Regions from separate parts of the Mus musculus genome. Here region 1 is linked to region 2. A link is a loop called in an ENCODE intact Hi-C map of the cell type or tissue named here. Cell type or tissue: heart. All regions are shown on one strand. Each heading gives the region's core, and the rest is flanking DNA. Links, peaks and the distances in the headings are about the cores only.

Evidence for each region. Peaks named below come from ENCODE experiments on the same cell type or tissue, not always from the same donor. Only the 100,000 strongest peaks of a DNase experiment are listed, where the experiment ranks them.
Region 1: a loop joins it to region 2, with 12 times the contacts of the local background. A loop is called at or near these places in 26 of 42 quality-filtered maps.

The regions. Positions count from the first base shown.
Region 1 is chr4:57,008,387-57,023,916 of GRCm38, forward strand. It overlaps Epb41l4b (erythrocyte membrane protein band 4.1 like 4b), which reads right to left. Exons shown (of 25, transcript NM_001355492.1): 21 at 11,386-11,572; 22 at 8,468-8,545. Among named protein-coding and RNA genes, the nearest start is that of Frrs1l, 26 kb to the left of the region's middle. In heart, for the core only: a CTCF peak has its summit at 9,018 (motif pointing right); no DNase peak of the experiment used is centred there; H3K27me3 peaks cover 2,492 bases.
Region 2 is chr4:57,136,834-57,152,363 of GRCm38, forward strand. It overlaps Epb41l4b (erythrocyte membrane protein band 4.1 like 4b), which reads right to left and starts at 6,323. Exons shown (of 25, transcript NM_001355492.1): 1 at 6,015-6,323. The coding sequence starts at 6,320. It overlaps LOC108168956, which reads right to left and starts at 7,818. Exons shown (of 2, transcript XM_017320489.1): 1 at 7,773-7,818; 2 at 6,425-7,158. The coding sequence starts at 7,818. The coding sequence ends at 6,425. In heart, for the core only: a CTCF peak has its summit at 6,942 (motif pointing left); DNase peaks (open chromatin) are centred at 5,398, 5,978 and 6,898; H3K4me3 peaks cover 2,352 bases; H3K27ac peaks cover 1,559 bases; H3K27me3 peaks cover 5,442 bases.

The DNA of each region.
Region 1 (15,530 bases), core at 4,357-12,356, 130 kb before region 2:
TGCACTCTGAGCAGCAGCAGAAGTCTTGAGGAGTGTCCATGCGAGCATGAAAAATCCTGTCACCTTTGGGAACAGGAAGAAAGGTACTTGGAAGTACCCAATGTGACAACACAAGGATGCTCATTTTAGTGAGGGTGGCATCCCAGTCAGCAGGTAATCGTGGCTTTTATGTCTTTCTTTTTGTTCATTTTGACTTCTTGGAGGTCTTAGAAAGTGAGAGTGCTTATTTACTCAAGGCAATATATACCTGGAGGGCCAGTGGCCTGGCAACTGTGGCACTAGCTTTGTCTGTAATCCTCAGGCCCAGAAACAGCCTTGTATACCTGTGCAGGCACAGAGGCCAGCTCTACCCAGGGACAGTGGCTTTGTGTCCTATAGAGCTCTTGCCTGTGGACCGACTCCAGGACAGTCCCTTGGTACTTTCCCACTGTTATAATGGGGTTGGAGGAGCAGGGACACAGCAGACCAGACCCAAATCAGGAACACGTTTTCTGAATAGGCAGAGCAGCCGTCAGGCAATATGAGGATAACAATATCCTTGCAGTGTACATGCCAAGATGCTCACCCCAACCCTGCTTTCCTTTCAGTCAAATCTGTTCAAATAAATATCTCAAAATTCCCAGAATGAACCCTAAGCTTCCAAAGGCTCTTGGCCAAAGCATCCCAGTACATTTTCTTACTCTCTTTGCCTGACCTAACAGGTTGACATGGCATTCTGAGACAAATGTTATATCAAAAAGAAATCTGCAGATAAGTTTCAGGCCAACCAGAATAGACAGGAAGTACTTCCTTATGGCTATTAATGAAATAAGTTAGTAGCCTCTAACAGCCTTCCCACTGTTTACGTGTAAGCTACATTCCCATATACCCTAACGCTTACTGATCCATCAGAACAGGTACTGAGTTCTGGTGTCACATCCCAACCCTAGAGCCACTTCAGAGGGAGGCAAAAACCAAAGTCAGCCTACATCATTCAACAGGGTCTAGCCTACAGAAACGAAACCCCAGACACAAAAATGCTCCATGTTCCTGAAATAGTGACAAACCTGCAGGGGGCACTCTTCCTAGCATGAGGGACCGAGGCCCATGGTACACCTTTTGCTTGATGGACTATGAATGGCTATGTAGGGTGTGTGGCAATGAGAACAAGACAGAGACATCACAGTGCTCCATGAAAGGAGGTGAGCAGGGACATCATGGGCTACAGGAATACTGTGATGTACAGGTGAAACAATGGATGAGCATGCAGAGATGAAAAACTACGCTTCCTTTTACATCATCGATCAGGTAGCATCCCTAGTGGGTCATGATGTCAGAAAGGAGAAGGCAGGGATGAGTTTAAACCTGTATCTGCCATGGGGCAGACACTTAGGACCCTAGCTGGTGACTACCAGAGCGTATATTCCCCTTGCTCATCAAAGCTCCCAGAAAACCACTGGCTCTTGGTTCTTGGGAGCTATGGAGGAAGGGGTGGGAACAAGGGGTGTGTGACTTGGTTTGGCCAACCCTAGGTGGACCCCAAATTTCCCCATTCAATCTGAGGTGAGAACACCCAATAGCAGGGCTGTCTGAAGGCCTGGCACCTCTACATGCCCATCCACCTGCTGCCTCACCTGGGACTCCGGCCGGTCACCTCACCTGTCCCAGCAGGCCCCCACCCTGCCAGGGTACCTACCAGCCTCGTTTTGATTGGACGGTACATGCAAACTCCAGTAGTCTCTTCCTTCATGGGGAGAGAAAGTGGAGGAGAACAGCGAGAGTGTGCACAGTGGGGGCTGCTGGCGGGCTCTGCCTGCTCACAGGAGAGGAGGAGAAATAGGGAGGAGGAGGTGATAAGACAGGAGGAGAGAGAGGAGAAGGGAGACAAAGGAGAGAGACAGCACAGTGCAAGACTGATCTGGCAACCCAGACTACTCAAAGCCAGCATCACCCATGGCTGCTTTCTAGATGCTGTTAGCCTCTGGACTGTTCGCTGCCAGTCCCACCAATTACCCTCCTCTCTGTCTCTCTCTTCCCTGGTCTTCACCTCTCTTCTTTAAACCATGAGCAGAAAGACAAACCAAACCCCCTGCCCAGGGATGGCAGAACCAAACTCTCTGTTTGTACCAGGGGCATATGACTGGGAGCAGTGCCCCACCCCCACCCCAGGAAGCATCACCAGGGTTCTGAAGCATTGCCCAGGCCAAGTCACAAACAGCGCCATGAGTTAGCAATGTCAGGCATGGGGCCACACACTTGAGAGCGAGCGTTTGCTTTCTGTGCCCAGTGCCTTCCCACCCTCAGCCAAGGAAGGAGACTGCTTAGGGTGTGCAGGGGAGTGAGAGGACACCAAGAAAGAGTTACACTGCTAAGAGGCAAAGAGGTCAGGATTTTATCCTTCTGGCTCTCTGCTGTCTGGGTTCAAAACGCAGGCAGAGCTGGTCCCATTTTTCTCACGCATGAGCCCAGGTTTGGGCATCTCCTACTGGAGGTGGGGATGCCCTGCAGCTTAGCTGGAAGACACACTAAGCATTGCGGAGAAAGTGCCACACTTCTGGGATATCAGCACCTTCCCCCCTCCCCCTCCCCCACCCCCATCCCTGGCCCCGAGGACTGCCATGTGCCCAGCAAAGGTACAAAAGCTAGTTTTAGAGAGGATGAGGATGGCAAACAGAAGACGTTCAGTGTTAGGAAGAGAGGACTGCTGAAGGGTTAGTGTGGGCTTCAGGGAGGGACCACTCACTCCAGAGAACAAACACATGCATCTTTTAGCTCAGGAAACTTGGCAGCATCCCACAGTGAGAATTAAAACACAGCCTCTGGGTAGCTTTCACTAAAAAAGAGTGATCAAGGAAATGACAAGCCTCCTTCCTTCTCCACGGCTATCTGATTCTGTCCTCTGACAACTTCGGAGCTGAGCAGCTGCGGGGGCGGGAGGGGGGGGGGGCTTTCACGACCATAACCTCCCTAACACAGCTTTGCTTCACACTCACATTTGGGAGATGCAGAAATCGTTCCCGCAAAGTCGCCCCCCCCCTCCAGGTTCCACCCCATCTTTGTGGACTGTTTCTAAGTCCTTTCTTCAAAGCTAAGTGAATCCGTATTAGTCACCTGCGGTTAAGGTTTACCAGCCGACTTAAAATCCTCCTCCTGCTCTCTTTGCTCCTCAGGAGAAATCCTACCTGCTTAAGAAGTTACCCAATGAAGCCTGTGGGTGGTTGGCTGGCTTCCTGACCCCAGGATGTCCCATGCTGCAGCTAGAACCAACCACACTGGGGACGTGCCACACATATCTCTGCACACAAGCCCCTGCTCTTACTGATAGCAACGGGGAACTCAACATGTGTTTCATGAAGGAAATAAAATCTGTCACAAATAACCAAGCAATACCATATCGCCAAATGGTGAGAATCTGGACAGATGGTGATTAAGAAAGACTTAAGGTTTTGTGCAGCACTGGCCTTTGATGGTAAGCGATGACCATTGCTCCAACACTTCCGACCTTCCTAAACAGTCACCTGAGTAAATGCAAGCAAAGGAAGGTTCTCAGACTCCTACTATCTCCACACCCTTGACTCTTAGCCAATGAGCAGGAACAAGGTATCAATCACATGGCTCACAGGATACTTTGGATATGCCAATTTCTTTTGCTTTTCTCCTAGTTCTTCCTTTCTTGCTTTGGGCTTCTCTGCATTTGTTACACTATTATACATATGTGCCCTTTGAGCTTTAAAATGTGATTCTTTGAGGGGATGGAAAGATTCTTGGCATTGATAAATAATAATGGAAATGTAATGGGAGTGTTCCCCCCCCCCCCATAGGCTTCCAAAGGACATTGCTAGTTTGAGGAGGGAAGAGAAAAGTCAGGCAGTTAGAGAAGGAAAGACAGTCCAGAATACTGAGCACTGGGGAAAGAGGGAGCTAGCAGCTACTTCTCCACAGGTCAAGGCTGGGAATGGGGACTGAAGAGCAGGAAAGACCAGAGTCCTTAGTCAAATAGAGCTAGGGAGGCAGTTGGTCCCTGGACAGAATGACCCCAGGACAGAATGATGGCCAGTAAGTGAAAGCAAACCGAGATTTCCATCTACCCAAAGACCCCATGAAAGATACAAAGAGTGGGTTAGATGCATCTGTGAGTGGCAATGCAGTGAACCGAGCAGACATCTCTGCACCCCTCCTGTACCCTGGGAGCAATGATGAGGTCACAGGCAGATAGATGGCAGCCTGGACTTGAGACTCAGGTCTAGCCCACCTGGAAAAACAGAGTTCCAAACAAACACTCAGCAGTTGAGCCAACTGGAGCCCCTGTCCTGACACCCAACTAGAGCCTGATCCCATGTCCCATGTGACCTTCCTCAGACCAGAGCAACGTCTCCCGGTCATGTCCACACTCCCCTAACTTGCCATGTGCTGGGACACACTGGACCTGCTCTGTAGCCTTGTAGATGAGTAGTTGCTAAGATGCAAAGCTCAGAGAGGGACAAGAGCCACAGGGAAGATTCAAGATCACATAGGGGAGAGGTGTTTACACCTGTTGCCAGCCAGAGGTAGGCCAGCTGACCCAATATGAAGCAGGTCTTTGTGTGCCTAGAATCTACTTTTGACTCTTTTTTTTTTTTCTTTACCTAAAGACTTTGAAATCCATTTCACAGAGACTGGGCCAGGCTAGGCAGTCATACCATATTAGTTCTCATAGAATCTCGACCGACCATTCCTGAATGAATGCCAGAACCTCTGGTCTTTTCTCTCCAGTTTCCTTTCCTTCAAGTGCTGTCCTGAGGGTTGTGGGGTACCATAGAAGTTCTCAGCCAGAAGAAACATGGGAACTAGGCAGAGGCTGTGAACTTGTGGGTGACTCCAGGAGGTAGGTCACTTGCTGTTTTGTTTGGTAAGCATCAGCAGAGAATTTTACCACTCTTGTCCGATAAAGTACAACCTTCCTCTTTTGAAGAAAGACCCAGAGAGAGCAATCAGAAGCAAAGAGTATAGATTTGACAGCTGAGAAACCATGCCTCATGCAGGCTGAGTCTCTTAGACTGCGGATACATTCTCCTCCACTCTCATGCTTCATTAAGGCAGCTGTAGGCTACAACTTGGGTTACGGCTTGAAGGCCATCCCAGAGCTTCCTCCAAGTCTAGGCTTTGGAGATAAGGCAGAGAGGTCCAGGGACCCAGCAAGCTTAAAGGAAGAGGGACCACTTAGGAAAAAAAGAGATACATCCTGACTCTGTCACCTGCCGTAAGGCTTGGGTTCTAGTCTCAAACCTGATGCCAACCTGCTGGGTGAGCTGCAACGAGTGCATATCCCTGTGTAAGCCTTGGCTGGATGAGGCGGTCCCAAAGCTCCACTCCTACTAACAGGCCGGATACAAGCCAGGCACGGGCTGTACTTACACGGCAGCACCCCAACCTCAAGCCCGGGACCCTGAAGTGGACACAGTTACTGATACAGTGGAACTTGGGAGCTGAGTCCACTCTTTTCTGAGCTGTCTAACGGCAAGTGAGACAGGCACTGCTCTATAGAGGCAGAAATAAAAGGAGACCCGACAAAGGGAAAAGCAAACTGCCAAGTCCCCTTTTCCTCCCTTGCACTCTTTGGTACTCATGGAAACAATATTCACTTGGAACAAGAAAAGGTCAGAGCCTACGGTGCCAAGACACATCCTCGGCAGAGCCTGTGTATTCGTACTGGAACATCAGGTCATTCCAAGGTCACCCTTTGTAGTGACCTCCCTGAGTAGCTGTCTCACTACAGCCCAAGGACCTCAGCTCTGTATATATAAAGCCTCCTGGACTCTAGTTCATAGCTAAGTCAGAGCTGTCCAGAGATGTAGAGAGGTATCCCACAAGAGTGGGTGACAGTCCCTGAAGGAGGAAGTCATTTGGCAGATCTCAAGGAATTACTGCCACACGCTGTTTCCTTTCTATCCCAAGTCTGTAATATCTAAGCCAAGATCTTTTGATTCTACCAGCAATCAAGTCTATATACCAGACACATGGTTCTGAGAGGAATCCCACTACTCTTGCAAAGAGTTATGATATATTTTTAAAAATAAATTGACTATAGTTCTTAGAGCCACCAAACTCCTTAGTGAATTAATACTTTATTCATGCTTGCTTGCCCCTAATATAGAATTGTGCAAGCCTTTTTTAAAGTCAGGTACTCACACCATAGCCCAGGCCAAACTGGTATTCATGGCAACCTTCCTTAGCCTCCCACATACTTGGATTACTGCCTGTGCTATTATGCTTAGGTGACATGTTTTAGTTATCCAACAAACTTCCCTTCATACTCTAAAATCCAGTGGTCCCAGTCAGGGGACAACCACTCACACAGACGCATGTGGTTTCCTCTGCAGCACAGCTGGACAGCTTGGTAGTTACCTGTCAGCCTAACTCACAGGGATAGCTTTACCTGGCTTCTAATTCCTGTAAGCAGATTTCCCTACACATGGTCCTCAGAACATAGCTGTCTCCGCTCTCTACTTCACAGATTCTCAGGATGCGCCCTAAGAGTTCCCAGATCTCTCTGGCTGACTGCCCCCCAGAACAGGATGTTCTCAGGTGGCGGCCAGGGGTTCCATCTTCCACAAGGCACTCCTAAACAAGAAGTTTCAGCGGAGATGTATCTGCCGACCCCTGACCCAGGCATGCTACTTTTTTACCTTCTTCCATGACCCCTGTTCTCTTCCCCATCCTGGAAATTACTTCTTTTTTTAAAAGTGGCAAATTCCCCAAACATGAGGCCAGATCTTCTCCAGCCCAGCACATAGCACTCAGTGGGAGGGGCCAGATACCAGGGATCCTGATCCCATGTGGTCTTGTGTGCTTTGCCTATTCGGACACTCAGTTTCTGTAACTGTGCAAAGGGCGGCCGAGGCCTTGCTCAAAAGCTACCAGTTACGCTAACTCTGTTGGACAGCCGGGGGAGAAGGGACTTTGGTCTTGGCAACCCATCTAACAAGCAGACTGAGAGTAACCATGACATTTGCTCAATTGTGATGGTCCCCAGAGCAGGGTCCTCCCTGGCAGCTCTCAGCTGTTCTTAGGCTAACATAACTTGCTAGGCAAAAGAGATAGCTGTAGAAATGGCAAGTGCTGTGTCAGCCCAGACTCTCCTAAAAGCCTCTGAAGAGCCCTTCCTCTAAAGCTGATGCCCAATGACTCTTCCTCTGGCCTTTCCCGGGGCATCTCCTGTGCAGCTTACATGGTGCTTGGCCATTTATCAACCCGACTTCTTGGCCACCCTTGAGCTGCCCTCTAACCTGGAGCTATCCCATAACTAAGTACAAAGCTCTCAGGAGATAGGTTCTGACTTGATTCATATTTTGCCTCACAGCCCAAATGGTGATTGATGTGAACCCCAAGGTGGACCATGATTTATGCTCAACGTTTTTGAGATATGACTGAGCCTAGCCAGTAGTCATTTCCAAGTTTGCCTGTAGCATCTAATAATACTTTACATATATTCATGTTGCCTTCTAGCCTCAATCTCTCTCTCTGTGGCTCTTTCTCTCTGTCTCTGTCTCTGTCTCTCTCTCTCTCTGTGAGTGTGAGTGTGTTTCCCTCCTTTTCTTTTCTTCCTCTCCTGATAACACTTCTGAGATAGACAATGCCATCCTGACATCTGTGCTGTAGGGAAGACAGGACAGGATCCAACGACAAGATTCTTAAACGGGGAGCAGAAAGCAGAGAATGCAGCTCGGCTGGCAGGTGCTTGCACAGTGTTCAGGAAGCCCTGGGTGCAATTCTCAGCTCTGCATAAACCAGGCATGGTAGTACACTCCAGAACTCAGAAGTCAGAGGCAGGAGGATCAGAAGTTCAAGGGCATCCCTGGCTACATAGCAAGTTCAAACTCAGTCTGGCCTACACAAGATCTTATCTTTAAAAAAAAAAAAAACACACACACACACAAAACAGTTATGTGTGTAAACAGTGGCCAGAGACTGAAGTGAGAACTTGCCTGTCTGACCCCTTTAGGGCTCAGTCCTCTAAAAAAAGGGGGGGCTTTTCTCACCTGCAGGAGTCCCACGAGGGCCACTATCCCTAAGAGAAGACCTGTATGCAGAGGAAAGATGGTGGTGGTGGGGGCATAAGGGGTGTGGGAAGCCAGGGAAGAGCCTTGAACCAGAGTTTCAGACCAGATGGATTGCCAGAAGCAACAGCAAGAGATGGGTGGGCATGCAGGGCACAGCCCGGGCGGGCAGCCAGGAAGCTGAGACCCAACCATGAAGGAGCCCTGCTATGCTGGAGAAGCAGCAGCCAGGCGCAGGCGGGACCCCTGCAGCTACCCTCTGAGGAGAAGGCGCACCCCTCCATCAAGGGCCCCAAAGGGTGATGAAGCCCTTGCCGGCTGACTCTCCTTGAGAGCTTCCAGGACTAACAGAAGCCCTCCCTCCCACAGCAGTGGCCGCCTGTCCACCCTCCCCCTGCCAGACGCATCTGTGGTCGGTGGCCTTTCTGCTTTTAGAGAAATGAGAAGTTTACCAGAGGGGTAGCTTCTGTAAAATCCATCAGCAAGTCGCCTGGCCCCAGGGTCAGGGAGCCTCCGTGGTCAGAGGGACTCTGCAAAGGGAGGAAGACGGGCCCTGGTTAGCGATACCCAGAGCAGATGGCAGGGCGCACAAGGGAAAAGGGTACACTTCTCTAGCCCTGAACGGCTCAGTGTGCAACTCCCTCCCACCCCTACCTCCACCTCCACCCCCGACATACTCCTCCCTCAGCGGTGTACAAAATGGGCAGGCTGAACCCCAACTTTCCCCTGAAATCTTCATGGATAGAAGTAGGGTAAAGTGCAGGATCTGTCCTGCTACAAATCACTCCCCCACCCCCATCCCCGGTTCTGGGGAAATGCTTTAAAGAGTCCCTAGAATACATAAATAGAACAAAGAAGCCATCTCTCATGGGAGAGCCAGGAGACCTGAAGGAGCTAAGTTGACCAGCAGCAGAATAATGGGAAGGAGGCTGCAGGAGGGTTGCTGGGACCTCTGAAGACAGTTCCAGACAATGTTTTGTCCTGCGCAGAGATGGCCACGAGAGGGCGCCCTGGAGCTTTGGGGAGAATTCTGTAGCTATCATTCCACACTCTAATACTGCAGCCTGGTCTTTAACCATCTGTGGGATACATGAAAGGAGCCTGCCTCCCACTTGGCAAACTGTAAGACGGAGTCCTGATTCCAGGCAGTGAAGCCAGTATGGTGGCTCACGTCTATAACCCTACTACTCAGTAGGCTAAGGCAGATTTCCCATGAGTTCCAAGCCATCCTGGGTTCATAGTTGTACTGGCTAGTTTTGTGTCAACTTGACACAGCTGGGGTTATCACAGAGAAAGGAGCTTCAGTTGAGGAAATGCCTCCATGAGATCCAACTGTAAGGCATTTTCTCAGTTAGTGATCAAGGGGGAAAGGCCCCTTGTGGGTGGGACCATCTCTGGGCTGGTAGTCTTGGGTTCTATAAGAGAGCAGTCTGAGCAAGCCAGGGGAGGCAAACCAGTAAAGAACATCCCTCCATGGCCTCTGCATCGGCTCCTGCTTTCTGACCTGCTTGAGTTCCAGTCCTGACTTCCTTGGTGATGAACAGCAGTATGGAAGTGTAAGCCGAATAAACCCTTTCCTCCCCAACTTGCTTCTTGGTCATGATGTTTGTGCAGGAATAGAAACCCTGACTAAGACAATAGTTAAGTACCAGACCAGCCTGCTATGCAGCAAAACTCTACCTTAAACAAAAACAAAACTCCAAAAAACAAAACAAAACAAAAACATTCCAGGATACAGTCTATAGAATTCCAGAGGGCCTCAGCCTGCTCGAGTCTATGCTGAGGGTCCAAACACATTGTTGTGCCTATTTTAGACATATGAGGTAAGGACATCAGGGAAGATGGGCCTCGTTCATGCAGGCTATGGGCCTGGATCTGTTTAGATGCTGCTAAGAGTGACCCTGGAACCCGATAAGTCTCAGGGATCCAGTGGCCCTCAGGAGCCCCAGTGAGGCTTCCTGACTGATCTAAGCATCGAGGCTGGCCCTCTCCTCTTCAGAAGGAGGAGAAGCTAAGGCTCAGGGGATGTGGGCCTTGAAGATGTGGGCCTATCAAAGCTATCACGGGTGCGTGACAGCAGGAGCTGGAACCCACTGGCTCCCATCTTGCTGCCTGGGAAGCGGTTCCCTGGACACACCTTTCCTTGAGAAGTTACATGGATCACAGGCATCTTTGGCTCAGCGTGTGCTCGGACAGGAACAGGATCAATGGTACTTGAACCAACTGCCAAAGATTGGCCATTGATAGAGTCACATGGAGAAAAGCAAGAACGGCTCACGTAAGGTCTCGGTTACCACCATCCACATGTGCAATTTTCTGAAATTTCAAGCTGACAGAGTGATGTGTCCCATTTTCAAACCATTAACACACCTTACCCAATGGGAGGTATGGATGGGAACATGTCTATGTTTTTTATTTCTCCAAGTTGTCCAGTATAGAAAGGCACCTGAGGCTACTGCTCTCCCCTTAGTTTTGTGATATTTTAAGATGGTTTAAAACACTTTTTTATCTTTAAATTTACATTCATTTGGTGTGTGTGTGTGTGTGTGTACACATGCCGCAGCATGGGAGTGTGTTATTAGAGGACAACTTTGGGAGTCAGTTCTCTCCTTCCATCATGTAGGTCTTGGGGATCAAATTCAGGTCATCAGGCTGGATATCAAGCACCTTTAGTTAATGAGCAATCTCACCAGCCCATAAGATAGAATTTTGATTGCTTGTTTGTTTGTTTGTTTGTTTTCAAGACAGGGTCTCACTATGTAGCCCTGGATGGATGTCCTGGAATTCACTAAGGAGACCAGGTTAACCTTGACCTCATAGAAATCTACCTGCCTCTGCCTCTCAGACTGCCAAGATTAAAGATGTATGTCTCCACACCAGGCTTTAAAGTCATCCAGGGAGACACAGCAATATACAACAACATCACCACCAAGCATCCCTTACGCGTCTCCTAAAGCACGGTGCACACTGGGTTTTTTTTTCTCTCTCTATTGTAAAATGTCTCTCATAAATGGCTGCCACATATCTTGGGATCAGAGTGTGTGAAAATATATTTTGCTACTTTTATTTTTAATTATCAATATTTTTTCCTTGGAACCAACCTGACTTTCTTCAATTTAAGGTTGGCATTGCTCTCTTAGAAACAAGTCTCATGCTAGCCTCAAACTTACTGCGTAGTGGAGTATGACCTTGACCTTCTGATCCTGCCTACTCTATATGTGCTGGGAATCAGATACATGGCTTTAACTCTACCAACTAAGTTAAGTTATCAGTCTGGTTTGACTGCTTGTCAATGCATGCATGCAACTGAGTATGTAAAATGTAAATGCTCATTCAATACGTGTATTACACCTGGGCCTCTTTCCCATACCTTGGCCCCTGGGGACAGCGGGCTCTTGACTTCTGACTTCTGAGGCGAGCTGACTTTCTGGATTTTGGGGGACGCCAGTGACACCGAAACTTGAGTGGCAGACATCGTGGTGGTGGTGGTGGTTGTGGTTGTGGCTGTGGTGGCTCCCACTGCCTCAGCAAGGTCTGGAGGGAGGTCATCTTCATCACTGCGGTTACTAAAAGCACATGAAGCTCTGCTCATTACAATAATACACAGGCTGTGAGGGGCACGGGGAGGGCGGGGCGGGGGCGGGGCAAAGCAAGAGGACAGGGCTCTCCAAATGGGTGCCAACTCAATGTCCACCATACAGGATCCAAGATGGAGACACACCTGGGCTGGACTTTCTGCCACTCCCCCACTCTGTGTGTGTGTGTGTGTGTGTCTGTGATTGTGGTGAACCACTCTCTCTCTCTCTCTCTCTCTCTCTCTCTCTCTCTCTCTCTCTCTTTCGGAACAGGCTTTCTCTGTGTACCCCTGGCTGTCCTGGAACTCACTTTATAGACCAGGCTGGCCTCAAACTCAGAAACCCACCTGCCTCTGCCTCCCAAGGGCTGGGATTAAAGGCGTGCACCATATATTTATTACTTTAATCATTTATAAAGGAATGATTCCATAGCATGACATCCTTCACAATTGTGTAGCCATCCCACTCTATATCCCCCAGTCTTGCATCAATTGTAACCAAAACTGTTTGATTACTGAGCAGGGACTCCCCATGGGCCTCTCTCACATCTCCCAGCAATCTTTAGTCCTGTCTTGTCCCCGTCTCCAGAATCTTGCCTATTCCTGAAACCTCACAGAGCTGTGGTATACATCAAAATGCCCTTTTCTCTTAGGTTGGGAAATGTTCTATTGCATGACCAATACCATACTTTCTTAGCTGCGTCTCTGCTAGCGGACCCTCAGCTGGACACTCACATCACAGTGTCATGGTAGCCTTGGAAGGATGAACATTCCTGCGAGGCTGCAGAAATCAAGCTCATGAACTGTCTCTCTAGCCCTTTATTTTTTCAGGTTTTTAAATTTATCTTTTATTTGTTTTTATTTATGGGTATATGTGTGGATACATGCATGTGTCCCCTTGGAGGCCAGAAGTATCAGGTCCCCACAGTGGGAGATACAGGATATGGATGCTGGGACTCCCAACTCCAGTCTTCTGAAAGAACAGTGCGGACTCTGAACTTACAAGCCATCTGCCGAGCCTGGTTTTCACTTAATTTTTTAAAAAGTTAGTCATGCAGTGAGTTATGCAGAAGAGAGAGGTGAATATTTTTTTATCCTCGTGTAAAAACATTAACCCTAAAACTAGAGTTACTATTTATTTTTACATAAAAAGACATTAAAAGCTGGGAAGTGGTGGTGCATGCCTTTAATCCCAGCACTTAGGAGGCAGAGGCAGGCGGATTTCTGAGTTCAAGGCCAGCCTGGTCTAGAGAGTGAGTTCCAGGACAGCCAGGGATACACAGAGAAACCCTGTCTCGAACCCCCTCTTCCCCCGCCACCAACAACAATAAAAAAAAGACATTAAAAAAAAGCCCACTTCCTATAGTAGGAAGTTAACCCAAAGACTCTAAAGTAGGAAAAGCTCCAAATTCTTCTTTCTAAAAGACATTTTTTAAACAAATTTCTCTGTGTCTGTATGTATGTACATGCCATGTGGTTGCAGATACCCTCAGAGGCCAGAAGAGGGCATCAGATCCCCCGGAGCTGGAATACAGGCAGTTGTGAGACAGCTGAATGAAGAGTGTCCTCTGAAAAAGCAGCAAGCGCTTTCAACTACTGAGCTATCTCTCCAGGTATATATATATATATATATATGTGTATATATTTATATTTAAATATATATTTCATAGTAAAATATATATTTAATATTAAATATATTATATAGTATATAATATAAATATCGGTACATATTAAATATATCTATTTTAAATAGATATATGTTTTAAAGTCTTTTTGTCTTAACTTAGACAAAGAGGAGACTTTCAAAATTCAGTAAGTCAACAGCTTTACTTCAGTCTCTGAGGTAACTCACAATAAATTCATAAAATGTTGTTGTCTTATGGATGTAGCCCAGGCTAGCTGTAGTCTCTTGACCCTCCAGCTGTTACCTGCCAAGTATTGCAATTACAGGCATGTGTCACCACACCTGGCTTACAGGACACATTAACAAGGTTTTGTGGAGAAGAACTGCGCCTTGAAACTCTTTTGCTGAGTGCAGTAGTGCAAAAGTGAGAGGACTTATTATTATTATTTTAAACAAGAGCCAATTTGGTGATTAAGAGAAATCTTTCCTTTCTTGTGGTTAGTCATTATTTAATAGGATTGCCTATCCTGAATGGGTGACAATATGTTTTGAATTTTGAAATGAAAGGGACCATAAACTCCGGGCGGCCTTGTCCTGGAGGGAGCGGGGAAGATTTTCATAGTTTAATTTGTTCCCCAGAGATCATCAGAGCTGTTCATTATCTGAGTTCCAGACATTCTGACTTTCCTGGACACACTGGTGCTACACACCCCTAGCTTCCCATCCAGGCTAGTGAGGTGACACGTGCCTGCTCTTACGACCTGTAAGCACTGTCTTCCTTGCCTTCCCACAAGGAGCCAATGGCAGTCTGTGCTGGCTGTTGGAGGATTGCCTTTGGCAATGCACTCCAACCTTCACTTTGCACCCTGAATCCCTACTGTTTTTTTTTTTTTTTTTTTCTTTCTTTCTTTTCAGAAACACAACCTTTGGCCAGACCCTTGCAAAATCTCAGCACTTGGGAGGCAGAAGCAGGCAGATCTCTGTGAGTTCAGGCTGGTCTGCAGAGTGAGTTCCAGGATGGCTCCGGGCTACACAGTGAAACTGCCTCAAAACCCAAACCAACCATCCTTTAGTGTGGGCACTAGCTCACTTTACAGATGAAGGAAAAGCACTTGAAGCCAAGCCTGGTGTTACAGACCTGAAATCCCAATTACCCAGAGGGCGGAAGCAAGAAGACCAGACATTCAAAGTCTGCCTGGGCAACACAGGGAGACCTTGTCTCAGAACAGACCGTGAAGGCTGATGAGAGACGTAGCTCCGCGGCACAGCACTTGCTTTGCATTGGTGAGGTCGCCAAAACCTCACTCTAAAGAAAGAAACGAAATGAAAGAGCAGGAAAGACAAGAGAAAGGTACTGGAGAGATGGCTCAGTGGTTGAAGCATTTGCAGCACAGCCTGAGGACCAGAGTTCAGAGCCCTGGAAACCCACGTAAATGACTGGTGGGCCTGGTGCACTGCCTGTAATTAATTCCCTCCTCTGAAAGGACATACAGGGGCCCCCAGAGCTGGTTCAAGTCTAGCCATGTTAGTGAGTTTTAGGTTGAGAGAGTTCACCTCAGTGAATAAGGTGGATTCCTGATATCAATTCCCATCCTGTAAATACATGTGTGGATGCACGCGTGCGCGCGCGCGCGCGCACACACACACACACACACACACACGAAAATGGAAAAAGAAGTAAAGACTGGTTCATAGTATTCATTTTTGTTTCTCAGGATCTCAGAGCTACAAACAGACCAGAACCCCAGACTGCCCACAGTTCCCGTTGTGCCCAGAGATTCCTCTGTAGTTCTCTGACACGCTTCACACCCAGGCATGTCGCCTGAGCCACAGCTGGGGCCCAAAAGGGAATTCCATGGCCATCAGTCTTCCAGCCCACGGCTGAGCCCACTGCCCTTCCTACAGGCCTCAGCCGGCTTGTCTGGGCTGTTGTTTACAACTCTGTCTTCGCCTCCAGCACTTTATGAGACTACAAGTTGAGGTGACAGGTGGGAATTGTCAGAGCCACTTTGCCAGTACCTGACAATGCTTAGAACCAGAGTCAAGAGTTTTGTTGAACTAAGTGGGAAAAACCCTGGGTGGGGCCTGACATCATCTGAAGCTCCTTTCCCTCCTTCCTGTTCTTTGACTGAGCCTGCTGAGCACTTAGCTATGGCGCCATGGGGTGTGACGGCAGCTTCTCTTATGGCCTCTGGGGGTTCCTGTCTTAGCAATCAGCCACCCATGTAATCCTCCTCCAGAGTGTGAACTGGGTCTAGCAATGTGTTTCCAATAAACAGAATATGGCAAAAAAATGAAAGGATGTCTTTTCTGTGTA
Region 2 (15,530 bases), core at 2,934-10,933:
TGCAGACAATCTCTCACTGAGCAGGTCCCAGGTTGTTCTACATTGTGTCAAGTTGACACCTAAAACTAACCACCACCCTGTTCCAACTTATGTTCCCTGATGCAAGGGACTCAAGAGAACCCGCCAGAGGAAGAGTGTGGGGAAGGGAGAGCTCCAAGCTTGCTTCTCACCCAAGTAGGGAAGCTCAGAGGACCAAGCCCACTGCTGTACATTCCTAGAGTGTAACAAGTGGAGACCCATAGCTTCACTGTAAGGTCAGGGTCAACAGGGCCTCTCCAAATGGCCCTTTACAGTTCACCACCCAAAATACACATTTTCATACGAACACAAAGATTAAAAGTACAGATGGAGACATAGCACAATGTCACCGGAGGTTCCGACCTCTCACGAAATCTGAGAAGCTGTCACTGGGTAGTTAAAGTGGATGTCTGCAGCCAGCCAGCCAAGGAGGTCCAGCAGTAGAAAGGACACATACTGGAGGAGGAGGAGGAGGAGGAGGAGGAGGAGGAGGAGGAGGAGGATTTCTATGGTTACCAGGGTAGAAGTTTTCTAAGTTCTCACACAAGTAGGTAAGGGGAAAACTCATCCCCATGGCCTTCTGCTATTTCAAAACCAGGGGCAAGATTCAGTGAGATTATACACATGGGAAATATTTAGCAAGTTAATGTTTGCTCAGAGCATGTACCTCTGGAGGGTCACGTTACTGGTCCTGGAAGAGATCAGGGGAACCCCCACTCGCCAACCACACCCCTCCCTTCCTCACACTGCCCAGTGTGGCACCAGCTTCAGGCAGTCTCTGCCACATCCCACCAGGGAAGGGTGCCTACCACTCACCTCACTCACTCCCAGCTCAGCTTGCCTTTCATAATAAAGGCACACTTTACAGAAACGACACAATCTCACAACCCACAGGGACAGTCTGGTGAGGGGCGGGGCAAGGGCTGCAGAGCTGTCATTCGCCAAGATCTACTTATATGAGACGGCCTGGACCAGGCAAGGCAGCTGAGGCAGCCAGACCTTGGAGGGTTCCTTTTTGCTCCTTCGTTCTTCCCTCCCACAATGGAGGGCCAAGGAAACCGATCACCCATGCATACTCCACACTGGCACCTTGCCCTTCCCCCACATGCTCACCTGATTCCATCTATGAACTGCCCCAGGGCCCTCTGCCCCTTCTCCCAGGGATGCCCTCCTCACCCTTCACCTGGAGTACTGCCACAGTGTAGCTGGCATCCAATTCCTCCTCCAGCCCAGCCTCCACTCCACTCTAGCAAAAACAGGCCAATACCCAGGTCAAAGACTGCCTCGAGGCCACCATATACAAGCACACCCACCCTGGGTTTAAGGCAGTTGCCTCTGCTTGTCGCCAGAGACAGAGTGTATTAGAGAATGTGAAGGGACACAGGAGTCAGCGCCACCTGCAGTGGAGGACTGTGAACACTCAGGAACTTGGTTCCCTGAAATACTGAACCTGGAATGCCAGGCGTGAAGTCTGTGGATTTGTTTTGCAATTTTTGATCGTATTACTTTATGTGTATAGATATTCTGCTTGCCATACAGTCTGTGCACCAACTGTGTGCCAGGTGAGTGCCGTGGGTCCTCTGGACCCACAGTTACAGACAGTTGTGAGCTGCCAAAGCAGATTCTGGGAATTGAACTTGGGTCCTCTGGAAGAACAGTCAGTGTCCTTAACTGCTGAAGCCTCTCCAGCCCCAAGAGCCCTGCAAATATTTGAGGAGGAAAATAACACACACACACACACACACACACACACACACACACACACCCTTTCTGCATAGGTAAGACGAGCCACAGCAAGCGCACAAGCCAGCAAGCGGGACTTAAGGAGGCATCCTACAACCTAGCTTGCTGTGTGCGCCATTCCAGCCCTCCAGGGAGTGACCACAGGGAAGTCACTTTATGGCCCCTGGCCTCACTCACCCATATATACATTGGATGGAGATGTGCTTTCTCAATCCCTAAATAAGGAATATGATCTTTATGCTGTGCCACGTATGCTCTACCAGTCCTAAGAGTCCTGTGTCTTTTCTCTTCCAAAGTGAAGCTTGTTTGTTTGTTTGTTTGTTTGTTTGTTTTTCAAGACAGGCGGGTTTCTCTGTGTAGTCCTGGCTGTCCTGGAACTCACTCTATAGACCAGGCTGGCCTCGAACTCAGAAATTCACCTGCCTCTGCCTCCCAAGGGCTGGGGATTAAAGGTGAGCGCCACCACTGCCCGGCTGAAGCTTTTTTTAAAAAAAGCATTTCTCATACAGCACCCAGCTTCCAAGCCCACTAAACAAGAGCTAGTCGAGGGTAAGCCTGCTGGTATGGCTCACTTCTGTTCCCCTAAAGTCCATACATAAACTTCTCCACATTCCATAGAAAAGGACGAGACGTTCACAAAATTATGACTTTCTAGCAATTCTTGCTGTTTACTGAAGCATTCTAATTTGTTTTTAATCATTTCATCCCATTTAAAAACAAACCAACAAACAAACAAACAAAACGGGGAAGCCAACGCTCAGAGCCCAAGTGGCCTAGTGTGGCAGTCGGGCTATAAAGTAACACTGAAATTCTCTGCGTTTGCACAGTACCCTAGTGAGTCGATGCCAAGTTCCAGATCCAGTGAGAGCAACTGTGCCAAATGCTACACTGGCCAACCAGCCTTCCCCTGCAAGGCATGGCGGGAGTGCTAACTGGCCAGCCACTGGTCCCAGCAGCTTTGCACACGGGGCTGCTGAAAGATACACATACACTCGCTCGCTCACGCAGGCAACAGAGGCGGGGCTGAGCGGAGGGGCCCAGAGCAAGAGCCATGCCAGGGATTTAGTCAACAGAGGGCTAAATATGAGTCAACAGTGGGTGCTGCTGCCAAGCACACCGAGCAGTGGGATCTGCAGACGCATTCATAGAAGGAAAGTGCCTGGCTCCCTCAGACCAGACCACACCTGAAGGCTGGGCATGGCTGGACTAATAGGAGGGAGGTGCCCTTCATGAGAGGGCGGGGTTTCTGAAGAGAAACTGCAGAGAAATGGCCCAGGGTGGCAATGTTGGTGTTACCTGGAAGCTGGGCTTGTGTACCAAGCCCACTTTGGACTGTATACTATAGGTGAGACCTTCTCGTTCATTTTTTTATTCGGTGTTGAGAAAGCTCTCACTCTCTACTTGAAGGACCCAGAACATCCAGGCATGCTAGCAGATTCATCCAACCAGACTCCAAGTCTGTTGGGAGGGGACTCACTAGGAAAATGGCAGTGGGTTCTCCTTTGATTAATTATGACAACTGGACCATGGCTCTGCCAAGTAACAGTAGATTTAACCTACTTCCATTTCAAACATCAAAAAGTTCAGGAAATCCTTCTTTCCCGATACCCACCTTACATCCTATACCCCCCACCTGCCCATCCTTTCTCCTACTTCCAAATGTGTCTTCCAAGAGCCTCAAGGCCACTCCTCCCTGACCTTTGTGTTTACAGTAAGTGGCTCAGCACACTTGAGACACCCCATAAAGGGTGAGTAAGTGCCACAGCCTTGTCATACTTGAGTGTGTCACTGTGTCTGAGGCCATCCTGGAACACAAGTGTCTGTCCTGAGAGGAGCTAATATAAAAGATTTATGACAATACTTTACCATTTTGTACACTGAGCAAAGGACTTCTTGAATCTACCAGAGGGATTTAATTACAAAGGAGACATAGTTAGTCTGGCTAGTTCCCTGAGTCTTTATGGAAGGGATCCAATATAGAAGGAAGCTTAGGGGTACCAGGTCAAAGGTAAATCCTATCTGTGTGACAAGCAGCCAGGCAAGGCCATAGCCCAGAAAGCAGTAAAAATCCAGAGACAGAACAAGCACCCGTGGGGTCAAATGCCTAGAAGGAGGCACAGAAAGGGAATCCAGTAAAGTGGAACAGCACAAATGCCAGATTCACAGGGGAGCCACGGCCTGGCGCTAAACCGCTGTAACTGGGAGAATTAATTACAGGAACCAGCACTCCGATCTGGGAAGATTAGTGGAGGAGATTTACTGATGCGATTCCAATATCTAATAAATCTTTAAATCAATGAGCCATGTTCACTGGCAATTCTTCTCCATCTTTCCTCCCCGAGAGCTTACACGACATAGCCAGCGTTGATTTGCTTTTTATTTGTCTATGGACATGGTCATATGTCTGTTTTTATAGATAAAACTTGAGGTTCATTAAATCACACATTTTTTTTAAAAAAACATCAAAAAGATCTACCATCTGAAGGAAACCCGAGATGGAGGAATTCTTCTGTGCCCTTTTATAAAAAAAAAGGGGGGGGGGGAGAAGCCTTTTAGGAGGCCACTCTTCCCATCCCCCACGACCCCACCAGCTGCAGTCAGTCAGCTTCCCAACCTGTTCGTTTGTGTACCTGTTTGGATCTCTTTAGCACACAGGCACTTTACTCCGTTTGCAATTTTTCATCTCAGAAACACCACTTAAGCCTGTCGCACAAACCTGACAGTAGCAATACATTTTATAAGCCAATTATCCCTGGGGAACAGCCACGAAAACTACCAGGCAGGGAGCACCGACAAAGTTCCCGGGGGTATCATTCCTCTGCCAGATGCAAACTGCGCCACAGCCTCTCTCAACCCAAGCTGCCCACTCACCTAGCCTCTGCTCCCCGACTCGCAGGCTGCCTCTCTGCATCAGAGCTGGCGAGCCTCATTCTTGGGGAGCGGTGACATGCATGCTTTTTAAAAGACAACAGCTTTGGGCTGGGGAATGTTGGCACCTTTTCTATGAAAAGGCCTCGCGAGGATATTTTTGTGACAAAATGCTCTCCTATAGAGCACAGGAACCACAAAAATGAAACTACCATAAATTGAAGCTGTCTCCAAATTAACCCACAGGAAGCAGCATTAGAGCCTAGGCTAGCGAGGCTGATTTTTCCCATCTGAAACCCTTACAGGTTAAGTGTTCTCTCCTTAAATCCAACGAATTCCTACCACCCAGTTACAGACTGTCCGGAGGCCTAAACACTCCGGACAATCTGTAACTCATCTAAAGCTCAATTACTGCGGTGTCTTCAGTCATGCCCAAAGATTCCCGAAGGCACCGTCTGCCGCAGCGCAGTGGGCGCCCGTTAGTGCAGCGTTTGATAGGATCTGACTGGCCCCTTCGGCCAAAAAGGCTCTTTTGGCGGCTGGACTCCCTGTCGGAGACACTGGCGCTGGCCTAGCTTGCCACTGGAACTGGGCCCGGGTGCAACCACCTGTGGGTGTGTGAACCGGACGCAGGCCCTGGTGCTGCCACCCCGGGATGCCCTGAACGAACCACGCAAACTGCCGGGTGTGGGAGAGAGTGGGTAGGCCAGTCCAGAGGGGACCGGGGCCAACTCCCAGCACGCCAAGGCTTATCTCTCCGTTCAAAGCGGACCTGGCCTGAGTTGGCTCCCAAGTCGCTCCACTCCCTGCGAGGTTGTGAGCCAGGGAGCACTTTGGGATAGGCTCCCTATGGGGGCCATCCACGGGGAATCGGGAGAAGGCAGAGCGGCAAAACTGTTCCCTAAGCCTCTTCCCAAACTTGGGGCACCTGCTGAGCAGCAGGCAAGGATTTCTTCTCCACCAAGGCCTGATACCCAAAGCGGGATACCCCGGAACAGCCCTGCGTCGCTTGAAAAATTCTACTCAATCCAGCAGCCGAAGGCCAACATTGGCAGGGAATGCCAGCCACCTGCGCCAAGGGGAGGGGACGTAGGGACGTGTGCATGGGATAGCATGGGGTAGGAGTGAGGCACAAAAATCCTAGGTGGTCGCCAAAGAAGGGCGCCGCAACCCTGCGGTTGCAAGGTGCCAAAGACTGGGCCCCAGAGCATACCCGGGCTGGTGGTCTGGGAGGGTTCATGGCTGGGGAAGATTGGCAGAAGATGGGGGAGGGGTCCCCAAAAAACAGCCCGGGTAGCTTCCCAGAGAGAAAGAAAGACTGGGACAGGGGGTTCTGACCCAAGCAGAGCAGGCTGCTAGTGCCCCGCACGCGCCGCGTCACTCACCGGCAGGTCCACGCTCACTTCGGTTCCGTCGAGCAGGAAGACACGGCAGTAAAGGGTGGCCTTGGCAGCTCCCGAGGCGGAGATGTGCACAGCCGCGCCGCCGGTGAGCAGGGGCCCGCCGCCGGCCGGGAATACGCTGCCCCCGGGCGCGGCGGGCAGCACCGAGGAGCTGGCGGCGGCAGCCGGGCCCCCTCGCGGCCCCCCGTCGCGCTCGTCCCCCAGCCCGGCGGCCCCGCGCCCCGCCGCGCCCCGCGCGTAGCGCTGCATGGAGCGGCGGCCAAAGGTCCGGCGCAGGAACCGCAGCATCCTGGCCGGGGGCGCCCCCTGCCTCCGCCCCCTGCGCTGCCGCCGCGCCGCCGCCCGGGAGCGCCCGGCGCCGCCGTCAGTGCCCGCCGCGCCGCGCCGCCTCCCGCGGGCTGCGGCCCGGGGCTCGCTCCCGCCCCAGCCGAGGCCGCCGCCGCGCTCCGGCCGCCCGCGGGACGCGTCGGCCGGGCCAGCGCCCGCCGAGAGTAGCCGCGCGGGAGAGAACGCGCACAGGCGGCCCGGGGGACCGTCCCGCTGCTGTCGCCGCTGTCGCTGCCGCGCGCTTGGGGCGGTCGGTCGGTGCCGGCTGCTGCGTGGCCGCTGCCCCGCGAAGAGCGCCGCGGGGGGACCCGGCTGCGGGCTGCTCCCGCGCCGCGCGCCGGCCGAGGGCCAGCCGGAGCAAAGCGCCTGCGTGCTCCCGGCGCGCTCGCTCCCACTCGCGCCGCGCCCGGCCCGAGGAGGCCCCCGCCGAGCGCCCGCTCCCGGGGCGCCTTTTCCTGCGCCCGCAGCCCCCGCCTCCCACCTGGGAGGGCTGCACCTCCAGCCGCCGCCGCCGGCACTGCAGCACGCCCTCCTCCCCCGGGGCTGCGCCGGGCTTGTGCTGCCCCCTGCCGGCCCGAGCGCCCCCTGCTGCTGTAGGTGCGCTCACGTGCGTACACGTAGGTGAGCACACACGTGTTTCCGGGCGCGCAGGACCCCCTAGAAGTCCAAGAGTTCCTCCTGCTTGACCAGATGAAGAAAATAAGACTGTCTCCTTCCAGGGAAGTCTTACCCCTAGGGCAAAGAAAAACACGGCTCTTTCTGGAAGAAAAACAAAAACAAAAACAAAACACCAACCGTACTCAGTTTCTCCTTCTGCAGAAGTGGAGTAGGCGACCTAGAAGGTCCCTGCCACTTAATGAAATTCTATCTGCTTAAAATCTCAACCCTGGCTGGAGCTTTAACCTGCCAGTCCAACGGACCCGTTCCAAACAAGAAAATTGAGGCCTGCGAGGAGGGGAAGTACTTTTCCATACTCCTTTGGAGACACCCTGCTTCAAGGACCTCGCCCATGCCCAGAATTAAGGAAAGGTCCTGCATAAGCTATTGCTACTGAGAAGGTTGGTCAAGGTTGGACAGACTCCTGGGAAGCGAAGCAGAACATAAGAATGAATTGCATAGGGCACATGGAGCAAACTGGAGACAGCGAATTGCTAACAATCAATGCCCACAGGTTCAGGGTTTGCCCACAGACAAGTGAGTTGTCCTGTGTTGCAGAAAGGAATGTGGGAAATGAAGCTGAAAGGAGGCCAGGCCTTTGGGGAGAATAACACTACTGTTTATCAGGCCCTAATTTTGTGCCAGACATTACGGTAAGCCCTTTCCATATGTCTTAATTTAGCCTGTTAGCGTACAGGTTATTACCTGGATCATACAAAGGAGGAAACTGAGCTTTGGAGAGCTTAAGAGACTGACATACAGACTCATTGGGCTCCAGAGCTACTGGTGGAGCTTGTAACATGGTTGGCAAGCAAATGACAGTTTAAGAAAGAGTTGGGGAAGCAGTGACCTCAGCAAAGCACACAGAGAAGACAGGGGGTGAATGTAGGACTCATTCCAAAAGAGACATTTATTGAAAGCCAGGCATTGTCTTAGATTTCACCGTTTGCATCTTCATTACTCCTCATTCCAACTCTCCAAGACAGTTCTATGCATTCCCGTTCACTTAGATGGATTTAGAACTTAGGTTTGTAATATGCTTGCCCAAGGTCTGACAGCTGCCCCGAATTCATTCTCTGATATTATGGGGACCACCCATGTGACAGTTTACTCTGTAAAATGGCATCTACACAATAAACCATTGGATACCCACTCTGCCCTTTACCCCCACAACAAGATTGAACAGAAACTATGTACAAATTGGCATAGCCCAGGCCAGCTGACTAGTTTCTAAGGCTATCTCCAGGAATGCTGCAGCAGAGTAGCCACTCCAAGATGTCCACCTATGCATCTTGCATTTGCATCGTTGTGTTTCACTGTATGTAGCAAAGGTGGGCTTGGTTCTACGCTCGAGTTAAAAAGGTTGAAGTAGGGATTCATAACAGTAGCATAATTACAGTTAGGAAGCAGCAATGAAAATAATTTCATGGTTGGGGTCACCACAACATGAGGAACTGAATTAAAGGGTTGCAGCATTAGGTAAGAAGGTTGAGAACCACTGCTTAGAAGCAAGAAAGGTAAAGGGTGATTTATGCCCTAGGAAGTCTAGAAGGAATGAAACACTGGCTTCAGCCTGTAAGATCCACCTCGGCCTCTAGCATGGCAAAGTAACGCTTTAATGTTGTTTTAAGTCACTGTATCTGTGGTTCTCTACGTCAGCCAAATAGGAAGGCAGGCACGCTACAAGGGATGCAGCTTTGGAGAATCACAGCTTTCAACGCTATTCATTCATCTGGTGTGCATCATCTGAGTGTGTAGTTATTCAGAGCTTCTCTCCTGTTGAGCTCCAGGCTCCATTAAGGTTATCGAGCCCAGATCCCCACACTTGTGACTCCGGTCAGACCCAATGGCCTCTGACAGTGGCATGCTGAATTGCATGGAGATTCCAATATATCAGGCCCCGCTATCCGATGGATCTCGCCCCATTTAGCTCTTACATGGAGGAGAAATAAGTCTTCAGACATTACTACACAGTGGTTCTTGTCACCAACATTTCAACCTCAGAATTTGCACGTTTCATGAGCAACCTTGCATTTTACAGTTACAGGACTGTATGTTCCAACAGCTGCTCATTTGCAGCTGCTGTTTTCAGACCCTAAAGTCTGTTGTTTTATCAAGTCTACAAGCAACCCCTCAAGTCTTTCTTTTTTTTTTTTTTTTTTTTTTTTTTGGTTTTTCGAGACAGGTTTCTCTGTATAGCCCTGGCTGTCCTGGAACTCACTCTGTAGACCAGGCTGGCCTCGAACTCAGAAATCCGCCTGCCTCTGCCTCCCGAGTGCTGGGATTAAAGGCGTGCGCCACCACACCCGGCTCTGATAGTCTTTTCTTGGACCCCCTTTATAAGGAATACAGACAGAGCTGCCTGCGTGTGTGATTGTATCGTCCTTCGTTATCTATCGGTGTATATGTATTTGTGTATGCACATGTGTACAGAAGTTGATGGTAGGTGTTTTCCTCAATCGCTCTCTACCTAGTTTTTGAGACGAATTATCTGACTGAACCCGAAGCTCACTGATTCAGACTGACTGAGTCACCAGTTAGTCCCAGGGATCCGACCTTCTCAACTTCCCCAGCACTTGGGTTACGGGCGAGTACTGCCATGCTTGGCTTTTATATGGCTTCTAGGGATTAAACTCCGGTCCTCGTGCTGTGTGACAATCACTTTACCAAGAGTATCCTCTGCTCCCCAGTGCATCGCACTTTAATGACATTTTTGGTCCTTAAACTACTTTAGAACCCTGATGCTATGAATCGGAATGCCTGAGTCCTTTCAAAACCCATGAGACAGGGCCTTTGTGAAGTGAGTAAGTTGTGAGGACTCTGTAAAAAAATTAGTGTCTTTGTAAGAGGCTCTCTTGCCCTTTTGGCCATGGAGGGCACAGCGAGCTTTTACCTATAGAGCCCTCACCAAACACGTAGTCTGATGGTGCCTTCATCTTGAATTTCTCAGCTTCCTGATACTATGAAAAATACATTTGTGTCATTATGAAGGCACCAGTTTGTGCTATTTGGATGGAGCACCCTAAGTGGACTAAGATACCAGTATTTCTCATGCATCTTTGTCTAGAACCACCTTAGCCAACCCTCAGGAGAGTTTATGCTAACTTTCTCTCCTGGGTTATAGCAGTGACTTCATCTTAGCTGTATAGCAGTGATCCTCAATTTTCCTAATGCTGTGACCCTTTAATACAGTTCCTCATGTTGTGGTGACACCCCCCCCCCAACCATAACATTATTTTCATTGCTACTTTATAACTGTAATTTTGCTACTGTTCCAAATCCTTATATAAACATCTATGTTTTGTGATGGTATTAGGAGACCTCTGTACAAGGTCATTTGACACCCCCAAAGGAGTCGTGACCCACAGTTGGGAAACGCTTGCTGTGTTGGTTCATCCAGAATAGAACCCGTAGCATGGGCTCCTGGCCATCTGCATTTTACAGCTCATTCCTTACCTCTCTGCCCAGGACCTCAGCTCACAAGCACTTCCCATCTCTACTCAGAAGTTTTGCGCCCTCAACAAACCTTAACATTTCCTCTACATCTGCCCCCTCCAGTGTACTCAAATCATTAATTAAATAACCCTTAGCTTTTTTTTTCCTAAAGCTCGTCTAGAAATGTACCATGTGACCCAATCCTTTGTTTCCTGGATTGAGGCTCAAGACACTTGTGCCTGAGTCCCATGGGCCTTCTTTCCTCCCTGCAAAGGACAAGATAGCACTTTAATCTACGTCCCTACTTCTTCCTTTGTAATTTTATTCTTTATTCTTTCTATAACAATCCTTAAGGATTGTTATAGAAAGAATAAAATTACTATTATACGATACAAAGCCATTTTGCAAATGTTGTATACATATCAGCTTATTCTTTCGTGGATGTGTACATGAGAACACGTGCCAGAAATCCACTGTAGATGTCATTCCTTAGACAATGTCCCCTTGAAACACTGTCTCAGTGTCCTGCAGCCTTTTGATTGGGCCAGGTTGGCTGGCCAGGAAGCCAAGGGGTCCTCCTCACCACCTCCCTAATACAAGAGTTACAAGCACTTGCTACCACTCCTGGCTTTTTAAACTTTCTTTAATGTGGGTACTGGAAATCAAACTCAGGTCCCGTGCTTGGAGTGCAAGCAAGCACTTTACCAAGTGAGCTCTCTCCCCAGCTCCCACGTGTCAGCTTAACCTTTCACAGCGTGGACAGCTGTGGTTTCTACCAAGCTAATGTCTGTTTTGCTTCTTTGAGTTACCATATAGAACCATTCTGTCCTGACTCAAAGGCTTAAAAGTCTAGAACGCTGGTTCTCAATCTTCCTAATGCTGAGACCCTCTAATACAGCTCCTCCAACCATAAAATTATTTCATTGCTACTTCATAACTGTAATTTTGCTAGCTATGAATTGTAATATAAATATCTGATATGCAAGGTATCTGATATGTGACCTCTGTGGGGGGTGGGGGGTGACCCACAAGTCAAGAAGAAGTTGACCCCATCTTCTGCCTCAGGTATGGGAACACGTGAGCAGACATGGCCAATCACGGGGCTGCATTCCTTCCAGAGCCCTGTCACTGGCTCAGGAATGTGCAGACTGGTGGAGATTAGCTCTGGGTGGAGCTTAGGCAGCAGTTTCTTTCCATTGAAATTGCTGAAGCATCTGCTGGCTTTGCACTGCTTCTTATAGGCCCACTTTGACATCATATAGAGAACCCCTGAGGATGGGGCCAACACACCGAGAGGCAGAGTCAAGAGACACAGATTTCTGATGACAGTTTGTTCTAAGTACTTATATCTGGCCATTGCCCGAAGCTTAATCTACCGCCTGCAATACAACTTTGAAGAAAAGGAAGATGGTGGTAGACTGAGATATAAATGTATAAATATACAAATACATAAATCACTTAACACAATCTAAGGGCAGAATCAAGATTGGGATGATTTCACGAGTGCCGGGAGGTGGGGGGAGGGGGGTCTTCCCTTTGCACCTCTGTTCTCTTTCTTGAGCACGGGATATAAACACGACTTCAAATATGCATTCAGTTTGTGAAGAACTTGGCCCCAGGCAAATAATTAACAACTCCCATCTCTGAATTTCGAAGAACTAAATAAGCAGTTATAAGTAACGTAAGCTCTTAATCCGGAAGTAGAAGCGACAAAAGGACCCAAATCTATGGTTTTGGCCAATCTTTTCCTTCTTGGGACCTCTGCCTCAACATGCAAGCTCACTGTCCGCAATACAAACACCCACCGTAGATGTCATTCCTTAGACAATGTCCACTTGAAACACAGTCTCACTGTCCTGCAGCTTTTTGATTGGGCCCTCTATCTAGCCCTCGGTCTAGACACAAGCGATCCTATCTGGAAGAAAATGGTGCCTCTTCTTTGCCTGCTGGTAGCCTGAATGTGGGCTTCCTAAGTGAAGCCATTTCTTCCCTGAAGGGTATGTATACTACATTGAGGAACATCCATGGCTCCCACAGGATGGCTCCCCTAGCCGAACCCAAGGTACAGAGAGTGAGAGAGGGCATTTACTATACATAGTGCCTGCTCAACCTGCTTCCTCCCTGTTTCCAATATGCCTTGCTCTTAGGTCATCCAAGCAGTGGTCACTCCTACTAGATATCTCTGGTGAGCTCTCTGGTCCCTTACTGATGTCTGACTCTTGCTGGGGAACCATTGGGCACTGGGAACCATGTCTTTCATCCTAGAAAGGAGACTGATGACAGACTAAAGAATATGGTTCCACCCTGTCTAGCTTGAAGAGCAGTGAGTTTATAGGGGATCCTTATTGGGGATTCAAAGGCAACTGCATCACCCAAAGCCACCTCAGTAGAGGTTACAATTCATGAAAGCTGCATCATTGGCACTCCCCACCCAACCCCAGCCTCCATAACTGTTTTCTGCGTATAACTTTCTGAGCACAGAAGCCTTGTAAAGTTGCCTTAGCTTTCTGAGTCTTATGAGGTGCCCTTCTCTCTCCAATAGGGAGTGGTAGCCATACAGTGTTTACTCCTTCCTAGAACGCTTTTTGCCTCTGCTGCTTCTTTTCCAACCATTGGATATTATAATATCAGTGCTGTCCAGTGAAACTTTCAGCAGCAATAAAGACTGGGGTGTGTGTGTGTGTGAATGTGGGGGTGTGTGGGGGAGGTGTGGGTGTGTGCACATGTGTGTCTGGTGATGTGTGTATGTGGTATGTGTGTGTATGTGGTGTGTGTGTGTGTGTGTGTGTGTGGTATGTGTGTGGTGTAAGTGCACATGTGTGTGTGCATGTTTGTGTGTAGGTGGTGGTAGTAGTGTGTGTATGTAGCATGTTTGTGCGTGTGTATATGTTTGTGTATGTGTGCTGGCATGTGTGCATGTGGTATGTGTATTTGTGGTATAGGTGTGCATGTGTGTGTGCATGTTTGTGTGTGTGTGTATGTTTGTGTGTGTGTGTGTGCATGGTTGTGTGTGTGTACATGGTTGTGTGTGTAGTGTATGTGTATGTGGTATGTTTGTGTATGTGTGTACATGGTTGTGTGTGATGGTGTGTGTATAGGCATGTTTGTGTGTGTGCGTGTTTGTATGCATGCTTGTGTGTGTGGTGGTGTGTGTGTCTGTGGTGTGGGGGGGTATGTGTGTATGTGTGTGTGTGTGGTGTGCTGGTGTGTGTGGTATGTGTGTGGTATAGGTATGCATGTGTGTATGCATGTTTGTGTGTATGGTATATGCATGAGGGAGCACGTGGTGTGGGTGCACACACCATACACATATGTGTAGAAGCCCAAGAGGGATATCAGGCATCCTGCTTTCTCACTCTACCATCCTCCCTTGAGGTAGGGCCTCTCATTGATCCTGAAGCTTGGAGGTTTTCAGCTAGACTGGCTGGCCAGCAAGCCTCCCCGGATCTGTCCCCCCAACTCCAAAGGTGGAGTTACAGATGTGTGCTGCCAAGCCCTGACTTTTATGTGGGTACTCAAGATCCAAACGCAGGCCTTCATGCAAGCACTACCTATACTACAGAGTCATTTCCTCAGCCACAAACAAACAAACAAACAAACAAACACCACCTTTTAAAACATGTGTTTAGTGTGTGGTGTGTGTGTGTGTGTGTGTGTGTGTATTCATGTACTCTCACTAGCGTATGTGCCACAGCAGGCATGTGGAAGTCAGAATACAACTTTAGGGGGAATTGATTCTTTCCTCTACCTTATAGGGCCCAGGGACTAATCTTAGGTCACCAAGCTTGGTAGCAAGCTCCCTTTTCCACTGAGCCAACTTGCCAGCTTCTACCAGACACCACCCCAAGCCACAGCCTTTTTTGGTTGGTTAGTTGGTTGGGCTTTGGGGGTGGGGAATTGGTCCTAACTGTCCTGGAACTCACTCTGTACACCAAGCTAGCCTTGTCTACAAGTGGGCTTCTGTCTCCCAAGTACTAGGATTAAAGGTGTGTGCCACCACCATCTGGCCCTGCAAGCCAGTTTTAAATAATCATTGAGCACTGGGAAGGTGCTGGTATGACTAAGGTACTAAATATTAATTTGATCTCATTTAAACTTAAATAGTCATGAGTAACTTGGTCATCCTGTCCTATTGGCCAAAGCAGGCTTATGCACCACCACACCCATCACCTTTACATGAAATATCTCCTCTTGCCTCTGATCCAATTGGATGGGTCTTGATCCAAGGAGTTACTCTTGTACTGCGTCCCTGGTGGCTGACATTAGCCTTCAGATGCCTGACCAGATCATAAGATACAAAAATCCTCCAATCACCACCAGAGGTGCCAGCCTCTAATCTCAGCTATTTGAGAGGCTGGGGCAAGAAAGCTGTAAGTTTGTAGCTTAGACTTTGATAGGGGCACAGCCAAGTAACTGTGACTGGCTTTCAATATGCAAGACCCTGGCCTTAACACCTGGTTAAATCATCTACCTGGCTACTGTCAGCTTAGTCCAAAATGAGGTGACCCTTCTTCTGGAAGGCCCTCAGCATCTGGGCTGCTGCTGCTGCTGGCTGCTGCTTGAGAACTGTGCTACAAATCAGAGCTCCCAATGGAAAAAGCCAATGGAATCCATGTTGAGGTTACACAGCCAGTGGGGTCAGAGGCACAGACACAGAAGCAACCTTCCCCATTGGGCCCCATTCTAGACTTCCAAGTTCTTATGCAAGCCAAGGAAAGAAATGTTGAATATTTTTAATCCCAATCCAGGGTTTCTACCCCTCCTTTGACCATTTAGTTCCTGAATAAAAGACACATACAACCTTTATATTTATATTAAACCTTAATCAGCACAAAAGCTGAGCAGATATCTATCCTCTATGCTATTATGTCTATTTCCCAGCCAATAATCCCATTATATAATTTGCCATGTTTCGTCTGGGCTGCTCTTAACTCCAATTAGCCAGCCCACACGACTATTATTTTAAGATTCTTACTCCAAGGCATCTTCTCCCTTTTCACCTTCTTCTCTCTCCTCCTGGTCTCCTCAGACCTGAAGCCCAGGAACCCAAGAGCCCCCCTGTCTCTCTTCTGCCCAACT